Regions from separate parts of the Mus musculus genome. Here region 1 is linked to region 2. Evidence: chromatin loops called from intact Hi-C (ENCODE). Cell type or tissue: heart. All regions are shown on one strand. Links, peaks and the distances in the headings refer to the core of each region. The heading gives the core; the rest is flanking DNA. Region 1 overlaps Gm36660 (a long non-coding RNA gene). Region 2 overlaps Gm36660 (a long non-coding RNA gene).

Region 1 (5,371 bases), core at 219-5,218, 59 kb after region 2:
CAAAAACCAGAAGATCCAGGGCCACACTGCTTGGTACTGGCAGACCTAGACAGGTTTCCAGGAATTTGGGAAATGTTTGCTCCACCATCCTGTACACAGAAAGTCAACAAAGGTGATTGGAATGTCAGGTGGGGGAGGGCAGAAAAATGGACGTCATCATTTCTGAATGAGCCAACCAAGGCACCAGGGTGGGAGGGCTGTCTTCCCAAGGCCACGCTCACTGTTTACTAGTGTGATCTCTTAGATGCACAGTCCAGGGCTGAGAGGCCCCAGTCCTGTCAGTGACAGCTGATGTCCAGGCAGTGTGACCTCATAAGGCTCCCTTAGCCACCCATTAACAAGCAACTGTAACGCCTCTGGCACTGTCCCATGCCCTCCAACGAGGCCTGTTTGCATCTCTGCTCTTCCTCTGAGGGGCACTAGCACCCAGGGGTGCCCTGTCACGTGGAAAGTCATTTCCCAAGACTGAAAAAGCAAACCAATGGATCTTCAAAGGAATAAAGGCAAACTTCTATTTTAAAAAGTGCAATGGAAACCAGGCATGATGGCCCATGCCTGTAATCCTAGCATTCAGGGGTCTGAGGCAGGATGATTGAAGCAAATTCAAGGCTAGACTGGCCTACATGGTAAGTTCAAGGCCAGCCTAGGCTACAGAGCAAGAGTCTGACTCTAGATAGATAGATAGATAGATAGATAGATAGATAGATAGATAGATAGATAGATAATAAATAAATGCAAACGAAAAGTCAAGAAAAGTGGTACATGATATATATCAACAGTCCCGCTGGGCGTGGTGGCGCACACCTTTAATCCCAGCACTTGGGAGGCAGAGGCAGGCGGATTTCTGGATTCATGGCCAGCCTGGTCTACAGAGTGAGTTCCAGGACAGCCACGGCTATACAGAGAAACCCTGTCTCAAGAAAACCCAAAAAAAAAAAAAAAAAGTCTCAGCACCCAAGAAGCAGAGGGAAGATGGTTGCAAGTTCAAGGCCAGCCCCAGTTGCATAAAGGCAAGGGCAGCTATGACACATAAAAATAATAATAGCAACAATTATAATAAATAAAATAAAATTGATATAAATAATATATAAATATATGAAAGAAAATTGTAATAGCAATAATAATGGAGACAACCCTGGGATCCCTACTCACCCATCAGCTGCAGGTTCTTTGACAGCAGAAATGACTCCTGCCACTCTTCAGCCTTTCAAGTCTCAGTCTTGTTACCTGTGAAACAGCATTGTTGCCTCTTATGCTGCCTCCTTGTGAAGTTAGAAGTAGACAATGAATATTTTAAAATGTCCCGACTGAGACTAGAGAGATGGCTTAGCCGCTAAAAGCACTGGCTGCTCTTCCAGAAGATGGTGTTTAATTCCCTGCGCCCACACAAAGGTTTACAACTGTCTATAAATCCAGTTCCAGGGGCTCCGATACCCACTTCTGGCCTCCACAGACACTGCATGCATGTGGTACACAGATATATGTTCAGGCAAACTCTCATACACATAAAATTAAAATACTATTTTAAAGTGCCGTGGTTTCTCAAATGCTCTCAGAGCCTAGGCAATTATCCGTTATTAACATAATGTTCCCTGGCATTTGATAGAAGTGGTCTGTAGGGGGCAGGGAATAGAGGGAAGTTACTTAGGTAACTCAGCCAGGTTATCCAGGAAGCTCCCACCAGCCTGCTTTAATGAGTTCCCCTTAATCATAGTGGCCTCTCTCCCAGTGCCTGGCTCTTTCTGAACTCTTCATGAACCCTGCAGTCCCTGGCTCACCCACATAAGCCCATGGTCCCTCTCCCCAACAAGATGTAGGCCCATCCCAACAACAGAGCCCCCCACTAGCTCCCAGGTCAGGCTTTCCTCAGCTCCCATCCTTCATGAACCTATGGGGGTTCCCACAACCCCTCCTTTCTCACTGAAGTATCAGAAAAATAAACCACAGGCTGGCTAGCCCGTCTCTAGAGCAGATGGGGTCTCCAGTTCACTCAGGTGTCCTGGGGGCATCACTGTGTGGCATTGGGAGGTAGGAGGCCTTGGGCCACCTTGGAGTCCCCCAACCTTGGGTTCCTCCCATTCTCTGCACCCCATACTAAATCCAAGGGAGGGGCTGGGAACTAGCATTTCCTAATCCTTTATTATGTGCTGGGCTCTTTGCCCATATTCACACTACTACTCCCATTTAACAGATGAGGAGAAACAGGTTCCCAGATCTATGGCAGGCAAGGCATAGAGGAGCGAGGAGAAATATAAATCCAGGGCTCTTACCCTCAGCTTGGGTGCGAGGGTGGATCCCACATTCACAGTCATCTGCTGAGTCTATGCACAGCAGATTTAGTGGAGCAGGTCAAAGAAAACAAAGTTCTCTAGGCTCTGGGTTCTGAGATTAGGATCTCCATAAGTACTGGAAATGGATATGAAAAATAAAGACTTGCTATTATGGTGGCTATCTTTTCATTGTTGCATTATTTTCTCAAAAAAAAAAAAAAAGTTCTCAGGAACCTCTTTTCCCAGAGTGAGCAACCAATTCAAATAAACAGCAGCAGCTAATATCCATGGACCACTTACTATGCACCAAAGCTCTTTATAGGAGTGTTCCCATGGAATCCAACAGACTGTACAGTTGTCTCTGTTAACCTGCTTTGTGGGTGCTGAGACTAAGATGAAGACATTTGCCGCAGATCACTGAGCTAGCGAGGAGGTTTCACCCCAACCGTCTAATATTATGCCTTGTGCCCATGCTCTCAATGTCTAACCCAATGAAGGGACCTCCTATGTGCTGTGTCAGAGAGTCAATAAAGAACCAGGATCAAAGCTGTTGAATACAGTGGGAAGAAGGATGGGAGGGAGGGAAGAGAGAGGGAAGGAGGCCCATCAGGCTGGAGGATGACCTTATGAACATGGAAGAATTGAGGCGCTTGTCTGTGAAATTGTAGTACCTCCTCTACTGCACCCTAGAGGGTGGGACAGGGATAGTAGGCAGATGCAGAGTGTCTGGGGACACACCCTGCCTGATGGACCGCCTCTTGGTGCTCAGCTTGCCTCCCACCTGTCCTATTCTTGAGTTGAAGATCTCCCAGGACATCATCTGTAAGCCGTTGCCACCACAGACCCACCCAAGCCCCGGGCACAGAACACACCATTGGCTAAGCTTTGGGAAGGAAGGACCACTAGGTGAAGAAGGCAAGCCCCTGTTCTAGGTGTCCCCACATGAGAAGAGCACCCTCCCCCATTTGTTTTCAGAGAGCAGTCAGTCTCCTGGGGTCCCTCATCTCCTGTTCCAAGGAGTCTGTTATTGCTGCCTCTCTCTTCCTCCAGGCCCCCTCCCTGCCTCCCTTCCTTCCAGCCCTGTGTTCTCTCCTCTGCTGCTTCCTCAGCACCTCACACTTCCTCCCCTCACAGGTTCCCCTTTCCTCTGCTTGGGAGGCTCTTTCACTGGATCCCAGCTGACCATGTGGTCGTTCTGCCCACCTTTCAAAATCCACTTCCATATCGGCTCTGCCAAATAATCTTTCCCAAGGTTAGGACCCCAGCAAGGCTTTCATGGCCTACCCTGTCGGGGCCATAAGTCGCATCATAATTTCATTGCCTTTAATCTCCACAAGGGACAGGCTAGGATGTGTTCTGCCCTGACTCCAGGCTGCACAGCATAAGGTACAGACTTTCGGGTCCACAGACGTGGTACACTGCAGACTCAGCTTGTTTCAGAGAGGCAAAGGAACACAGCACGAGGAATTCTTGAATTAGTGTGAACATGTTATCACTAGCTCTGTGGTGGCTGGAGATCCTTTCTCAATTGCCCTGAGACCCACAGATCCTCAGACCAGGAAAAATGCAGTTAGACACCAGCCATTTCCTTGGTTAAGGATCCTCTCCCACCAAACCAAGGGTTCAAGCCTCCAGCTAGCCACCGTCTGGATAAAAGTCTGGGGGTCAAAGAGAGATGGGTTCAATAAGCCCTCCCTGAAGGCCTTGGCTAGCTGAATGCAAGCTGAATCCAGGAACCCCACACTGCCTCTGCCCTACCCCCACCTCCCTCAGGAACCAGTCAACAAGAACCTAAGCTTGAATAAACAAGGCCACAGGAAAACCAGTCCCTTATCTGTTACCGGCTTTGCTTCTCCAGCTCAGCCACTTGGCTGGAACGCCAGGAGGAGGGAGTCACCCAGACTCCTCCCATCTCTACTTCATCCTCCCTAGCCAGCTCCTCCCCCAGGAGTGGCTATGCTCCTAGGTCACTGACCCCTACTAGCTGGAGAGGGGAGGCCAAGGCTCTCTTAACAACCCATGTCAAGGCTGAATCGCTGATTGTCAATGCTGGAGAGACTCCTGAGCCCCTAGTCCCACTTTCCTCTTCCTTCTGTCAGAATGGGGGATCATAGTTGGGTTCTTCTTGCTAGAGGAGGTAGACAGAAGCTGTGGGGTAAGCCATCTGTCAGCTGGTTGAAGGTCGAGGCTCTGGCTTAGACATCTAGGTCAGGAGGTATGCATGTGTGTGCGTCTTCAGGACTAATAGACACTTGCAACAAGATGGATTCATTGGGTTCATTTGTCTCCTGCTGGGAACAAAGTCTCCTGCTGCTCCACATGTCTGTATAGTGAGATAAAAGGCTACAAAGGATGTGGCCTGGGTGAGTCTAACTGTCTGACCGGCTCCATTTGTATTTATAATTTCATAAGCCTGTTGCTGACCCAGAGAGGGGTGGTGGCTGATTAGCACAGCCCAGGCTGTCACATTACACTGGAGAGATTCCAGTCTGAAAATAAATCTGGAGGTCTGAGGTGTTGGGTTCCATGAAGTAAAAATATCTGAGCCACATCCCCTAAGAAAATAGATTCCCATACTTCCCAGAAAGAAAGAAAAAAAACTTACCAGTGAAAGGGGGTGGGGCATGCTCTTTTCCCCTCACACAGCCACTGGCTTCTCTCCTTCCACCGTAACAAAGGTACTTCCTGGAGAAGGTCAGGGGTGAGGTAACGTTTATTTTTCCTCAGATATACAACGAGGCAAGATTGAGAGACATGTGAAGACAGAAAGTTCTCCAGGACCAAAAGAAACACAGACTCCAAGTAGGTAGAGCCCAGGCCTGGAGACTGGCGCTGTCGGTACTATGAGACTTAACTTTATGGAAATGAAGTGAGGAAAAGATATATATGTATACGCTCCACAAATAGTCTTGAAAGGGGCACTGGGGAGAGAAAGTGCCTGAGAAGCCAGCCCTGTGGGTGAACTAGAAGGAAGCAAACTACAGCCTGCCCCCAGCTGAAGTGGAAGTTTCTACTTTCCTCTGCTGGGTGGTGGGCTAGAAGGGAGGTTAAAGCGTTTAAGAACACTTATTAAACTAGATTTTGAAACAAATCTAGGCCTA
Region 2 (5,371 bases), core at 323-5,322:
TGTCTCCCTCAGTCTCTCTCTACCTTATTTCTTGGGATGGGTTTTTCTCACTGACCGTGGAGCCTGCTGTTTCTGCTAAACTGGTTGGCTAGGGACCCCACTCTGGTCTGACTGTCTCCCCTCCTTAATGCTAGGGTTGCCAGCATATACCATCACACTCAGATGCTGTGTGTGGCTCTGAACTGAAGTCCTCATGATTGCTGCCCACTGGGTCACCTGTCCTGTCCCCTTTGCTTCTTTTAAAAAAGAGATGCCTGTACTGAATTGAAAGAAATGTTAGTCCCTACCAGCATATCTGGGTAATAGGATTATGGAACATTTTTATATTCTTCATGCTTTCCTTACTTAAAAATATTTTAAAGAGGAAAGCAGCTTTTCTTTTTCTTTTTTTTTTTTTCTTTCTGGGATTGTTTAGTCCCATTTGGCCTCTAAAGACAGAACAATGCAGTAGACCGTTAAAGGGCCAGGCTGGAGAACTGTCTCTAAAGAGGATGCCTGAATTTCAAGAAAGGATGATGTCCCTGTCTTCTGTCAAGAGACACGGGGCACAATGATCAGAGAAATAGGCCAAAAGCTAAGACAAGGGAAATGGGGTTCCTGGGCTAACAGAAAGCCTAAATAACTTCTGTGGACTCTCACTCTTTCATAGTTTTGACGTTTTTTTCTGAACTCTTGGGGATTCACTTCTCGGGGACAGAAACCCAGCCACACAGGGTTAACCCTTGCGTTTTGCTTCACTGAGCATGGTGTGGGGGTGAGAGCAGAGGGGGCCCAGCCCAGCCCCGGCTCCAGGCAGCATTAATAAAATGCAGGTGTTTGTACAGTTGCTTTAAAAGAGAGCGGGGAAGAAAGAGTCTCAGCTGCAGGAAGCATATAGAAATGAGCAGGGTTCAGTGGAGAAGAATGTGCAGGCAAGTCATGAGAACGCATTTTGCAAAGTGGGCTGGATTTGGGTGACTGGAATGCAATGATTGCTGATACAGGGCTGTGTGTGTGTGTGTGTGTGTGTGTGTGTGTGTGTGTGTGTGTGTGCACATGCCTGTACAGACAGGATTCTATTCTTACATAGACATATACTATCACCATACATCTTTTCCCAGAAGCACCTCAGACATCTTGGATTTGGCCTTCCCTCGCTATGACCCAGGATTGGTTGCTACAGACCCCACCACCAAGGGGCTGCCTTTTCTCTGCCTTTTCCTTTCTCTGGACTTCACACCCTGCCCATCTTCCCCACCACCATCCCTTTCCCTCTGAGGCTTCCCAATGGCTGTTTCTAGTTGGCCTCCGGTGTCTTCATCTCCCCTCTGCTCTATCTCCAAGTCAACACTCAGGAGCCCGGTTTCCTGTTTTCAGAGCCCACTTCTGTGGCCATAGCAGAAAAGAGTCCTTGGGCATCTATAGCTCTGCGCCAGTGGCTATTCAGCTTCTGTTGCTCGTGTGCTGGCCTCCAGGAGCCTCCTGAGATTCCTGTGCTGGTTTATAATGAAGCAGGTGAGGGAGCTGCATCCTCTTGGCCACTCAAGGCAGGATCTGAGTGAAGAGAAACAGAGGTGATTACCCTGAGACCTGGGCAGTAGCTCCAAAGACAGCTGGGTTCAATTATGGTCCCCCTGTCCTCCTTCCATCTCCTATGATAAAGGAGGTTGAAGCTGGTTACGCCTGTGGTTTACATTGTTTGGGTCCTGGTCTGAAATCCATTGAGGAATAAGGTTATAGCCATTTGATGACACAAGAAAGAAACTGGGTGATCCAGGTGGGGCCCCAGACGGAGGTAAAGTTCTTCAAATGGAAGTGGGTTCCTGAGTTCATGAGGAGAGAGGACCAGGGACATATGCTGAGAGGCGTAGGGCTCAGCTGCTGCTAATCCTATGCTGACCCTGCCTGTAGTGTGTACGTGTGCAGGACTAATGTGCTCTCCAGAATCCAGAGCCCAGAGGTCACGAGGAGATCAGGGGCTGGCAGGAACGCATCAGCTACCCTCTCCCTCAGCCCAGACAGAAATAACACTCTGGAGGATCAAGCTTTTACATTCTCACCTCTCCCATCCACCAAACTGGAGTCAGCAGATGGGAAGAGCGGGGCAATCAGATTGGCATTTAGCAGCACAGTCTGTGCCTGGGTCAGCCTTGGGGGGAGGGGGTGGGCTTCAGGACTAGCTGCCAGCCCACTAGGGAACTTTAAGCACTCCCCAATAAAGTTTCTGCAGCTGCAGTGCCCCAGGAGAGCGAGCCTGAGATACCTAAGATTTGAGCTAGCAGGGATGACAGTGGCAAACACCTTGGAAAATCCAGGATGAGCACTCTCCAAACCAGCATCATATGTCTTGGAGAGCCCCGGCCTCTCCTCCCTTCTGGGAGTCCCGGTAGGGGACAGCCTTGCAACTTCAGGACCGCACCCCTGTCTGAAAATCTTATGGAGCCCCTCCCCCACCCGCCCTGTGACAGGGGTCAGCAAGCCACAGATGTTTCTAATGAAGGTCCCAGACCCTGCCAGGAGGTAACAGGCAAACCACACAGCCCTGGATCCCACAAGGGGCCACAGCCCCCGGACCTACGAAAGCACACGCTGCCCAGTGAATGAGACCCACACTCTGGCATTCTCAGTTCTTTTCAGGAAATTGCCAACTTAGCCCTTGGCTTTCTCCTATCCCGCGCCCTCCCCGTTTCCGTAGTAACACCCCCCACCCCACCCCACCCCACCCCCGCGCGCGCCCACCCTCCGGAGCCCCTCCCCTTGCTGCCTGCCCCCTCCTCTCTTCTCCACCCTCGGGTCTCATCAGTCTGGGTGGGAACCAGGATTAGAGTGCCTGGGGACTGGGCCGCTTTTCCCAGGGCCGCTATGCTTTCCTGATGTCTTTGCAGCCGCAGGCTCCTGCCCCAAGCTTTTCAAGTCCCCAGACTTAATGAGCGGTCCTGGGTTTCCTCCTCTTCCCTTTCTCTGCCTCCAATAAAGTGAGAGAATTAACCCAGGTTTTAAGTGCCCGGGTTCCAAGTTGCATATCAAAGGGGGCTTCCCCAAGCTGCTTCTGCATTTCAAAGGGGCTGATTTACGCTTTCACTTAAACCCACACTTTTTGGGGTAAGAGTTTTACTGAGAGGTCAAACTCTGGAAAAACAAATGGATCCCCATTCACCCCTCCTGGGGTGCGCTGGGCCATTGGTGTATAAACTGCCCACAAGAAAGGTGGGAAAAAGGCTGCTCAGAAGCCAGGGCCCAGATCACCCCTGTTCCCGTGGGGTTTGCCTTTAGGAAGTGGGAGGGAGCACCGTCGGATCCTCCCAGCTGCTACAGGCCCTGTGTGATGGAACTAGTCAAATCCTAAACTCTGTGGCTGCTTCCTGCCCCTCCCAAGTCTGTTAACTACCATATACTGGGCCTTTCCTGCTTTATTTCCTTCTAACTGCAAAGCCCCTGACAATATTTAGCTACCATAGACCCGAATCAGTTTCCGAACACCAGCTTTCTCACACCCTCATAAAGCATTTCCACCCCAAATCCACTCACTCCACAACCTCTGCCATCATCCTACCCCACCTCAATTCACTCCTTGCTATGACTTCCTGATCCTTGAGGTCCTTCTCCCAACATCTCACCCCAGAGCCCACCTCCATGAAGTATCTTGAGAGATTCTGATCTCCACCATAAATGTGAAGACGTTCTTACCATGATTTAACACAGACCTGGTCCTTAAGCTTTCTCCATCATTAAGTCCCTGCGGAACGTGCAAGCAGTCAATGAAGCAGTCCTTGAGAGGGGCCAAGGAGATGATACAGCATCCTTGAGGAACATCTTAGGCATAATCGAGGGGTCAGAGCTGGAGAAGCATGGTGTAGTTTCCCCTTAAGGGTTGCATCTGTGTTTCCTTCTCTCACCTCGCCACCCGAATATTCATTTATGTAGTCACACAGAGCCATGTGCTGGCAGAAGACCTTACTAAGCACCTTCTGTATGTCAGGGGATTGAGACCAGAGAGCCGGTAATGAACTACAGTAAAACAAGATGAAAACCCCATCTCCCATGAAAAGGCTGTCAGTGTGTATAACCACAACTAACCTCTCCGTGAGGGTCTGGGGAAAGCTTCGGGCAATTTATTTCTAACTTGGAAACTGGTCAGGAACTTAGCAGATAGATGAGTATATTCTGGGTGCAAGGAATAGTAGGGACAAAGGCTATGATGGTGGTATCCCACCGATCAGTGTGTCCAGTACTCAGTGTGGAGGGAAGTAGCAAGAGAAAAAAGGGCATCAAATCTCATTATGGGTGGTTGTGCTCACATGTGGTTGCTGGGATTTGAACTCAGGACCTTCGGAAGAGCAGTCAGTGCCCTTACCCTCTGAGCCCGGTGGCACACGCCTTTAATCCCAGCACTTGGGAGGCAGAGGCAGGCGGATTTTAGAGTTTGAGGCCAGTCTGGTATACAGAGTGAATTCTAGGGCAGCCAGGACTGCAGAGGAAAACCCTGTCTCAAAAAACCAGAGGGGGAGACGGGTTATAGGTGGGAAACCCACCACCTCTGCCACGTTACCACCCAAACTTGACCCTGCTAAAAACCAAGTTGCATTCCTGAGTTATAATCAAGTTCAGTGCTCTGAGTCTGCCTCCAAGAAACATCACCAAGGCAACCTGAGGTTGACAGTGACACTGACTGTTCAGAATAGATGACCCCCAAGCCCTCAAGAAGACACTCAGAGACAAGCACTAACAACAGTGGAGACAGAACCAGCAATGAGGTCATCAGCACCGCCGGACAGATATCTATCCTTAGCCAGAGAATACTCCGGAACTCTTAGGGAGGTCCTAGGATCTGTTCCCTCTATAGCCGCAATGGCTAGAGCACAGCCACAATACCTTCACCAATGACATGAAGTTCATGCAGAGTGCCCAGCTACTTCGGAGCTATGAAGTGAATATTTGAGTGAGAAATTGTCTAGCAAACACACAGAAAGGGAGAGGGAGCTGAACTGAAGAAGATGGGCGATGATCTCAGAGGAAGATAGCAAGAGCCCAGGAGAGAGGTTTCCTTTGGGGTGGCCACACGTATTCAGCCACTGTCTCTGCTTACCGGCCCCTCCTCCCCAGGGAAGCACTAAGTAGGGCAGACTCTTCTCCCAGAGTCCTTAGCACAGGAGTCACTCATTTCTCTACCCATAAGATGAGCTGAAGAGGGTGTCACTGGGACCAGGAATAAAACTTCCTCTCTCCCTGGAGAGAGATGAGGAATCCAGGGAACATTTGGGGCAGTCACACAGGGTCCAGCTGTATACCCAGGAATACTGGTGCCTCGGCAATGCAGTTTCTCGACGGTCCCTTCTGGGTCTTTGCGCTCCACGTCTCATCACTGGTGTGGGCATGTGCCAGAGTCATCCCC

The links. Peaks named below come from ENCODE experiments on the same cell type or tissue, not always from the same donor. Only the 100,000 strongest peaks of a DNase experiment are listed, where the experiment ranks them.
Region 1: it touches region 2 in a loop (1.9-fold over the local background); 2 of 42 quality-filtered maps call a loop at or near these places.

The regions. Positions count from the first base shown.
Region 1 is chr12:80,079,952-80,085,322 of GRCm38, forward strand. Gm36660 (a long non-coding RNA gene) reads right to left here. Exons shown (of 4, transcript XR_872852.1): 1 at 4,876-5,371; 2 at 2,271-2,406; 3 at 1,153-1,227. Among named protein-coding and RNA genes, the nearest start is that of Gm36660, 3.4 kb to the right of the region's middle. In heart, for the core only: CTCF peaks have their summits at 2,972 and 3,601; DNase peaks (open chromatin) are centred at 3,370, 4,150 and 4,690; H3K27ac peaks cover 3,247 bases.
Region 2 is chr12:80,020,422-80,025,792 of GRCm38, forward strand. Gm36660 (a long non-coding RNA gene) reads right to left here. Exons shown (of 4, transcript XR_872852.1): 4 at 1-1,533. All of the region lies in intron 1 of Gm36834 (a long non-coding RNA gene), which reads left to right. Among named protein-coding and RNA genes, the nearest start is that of Gm36834, 3.5 kb to the left of the region's middle. In heart, for the core only: no CTCF peak of the experiment used is centred there; DNase peaks (open chromatin) are centred at 1,990 and 3,270; H3K4me3 peaks cover 1,128 bases; H3K27ac peaks cover 3,825 bases.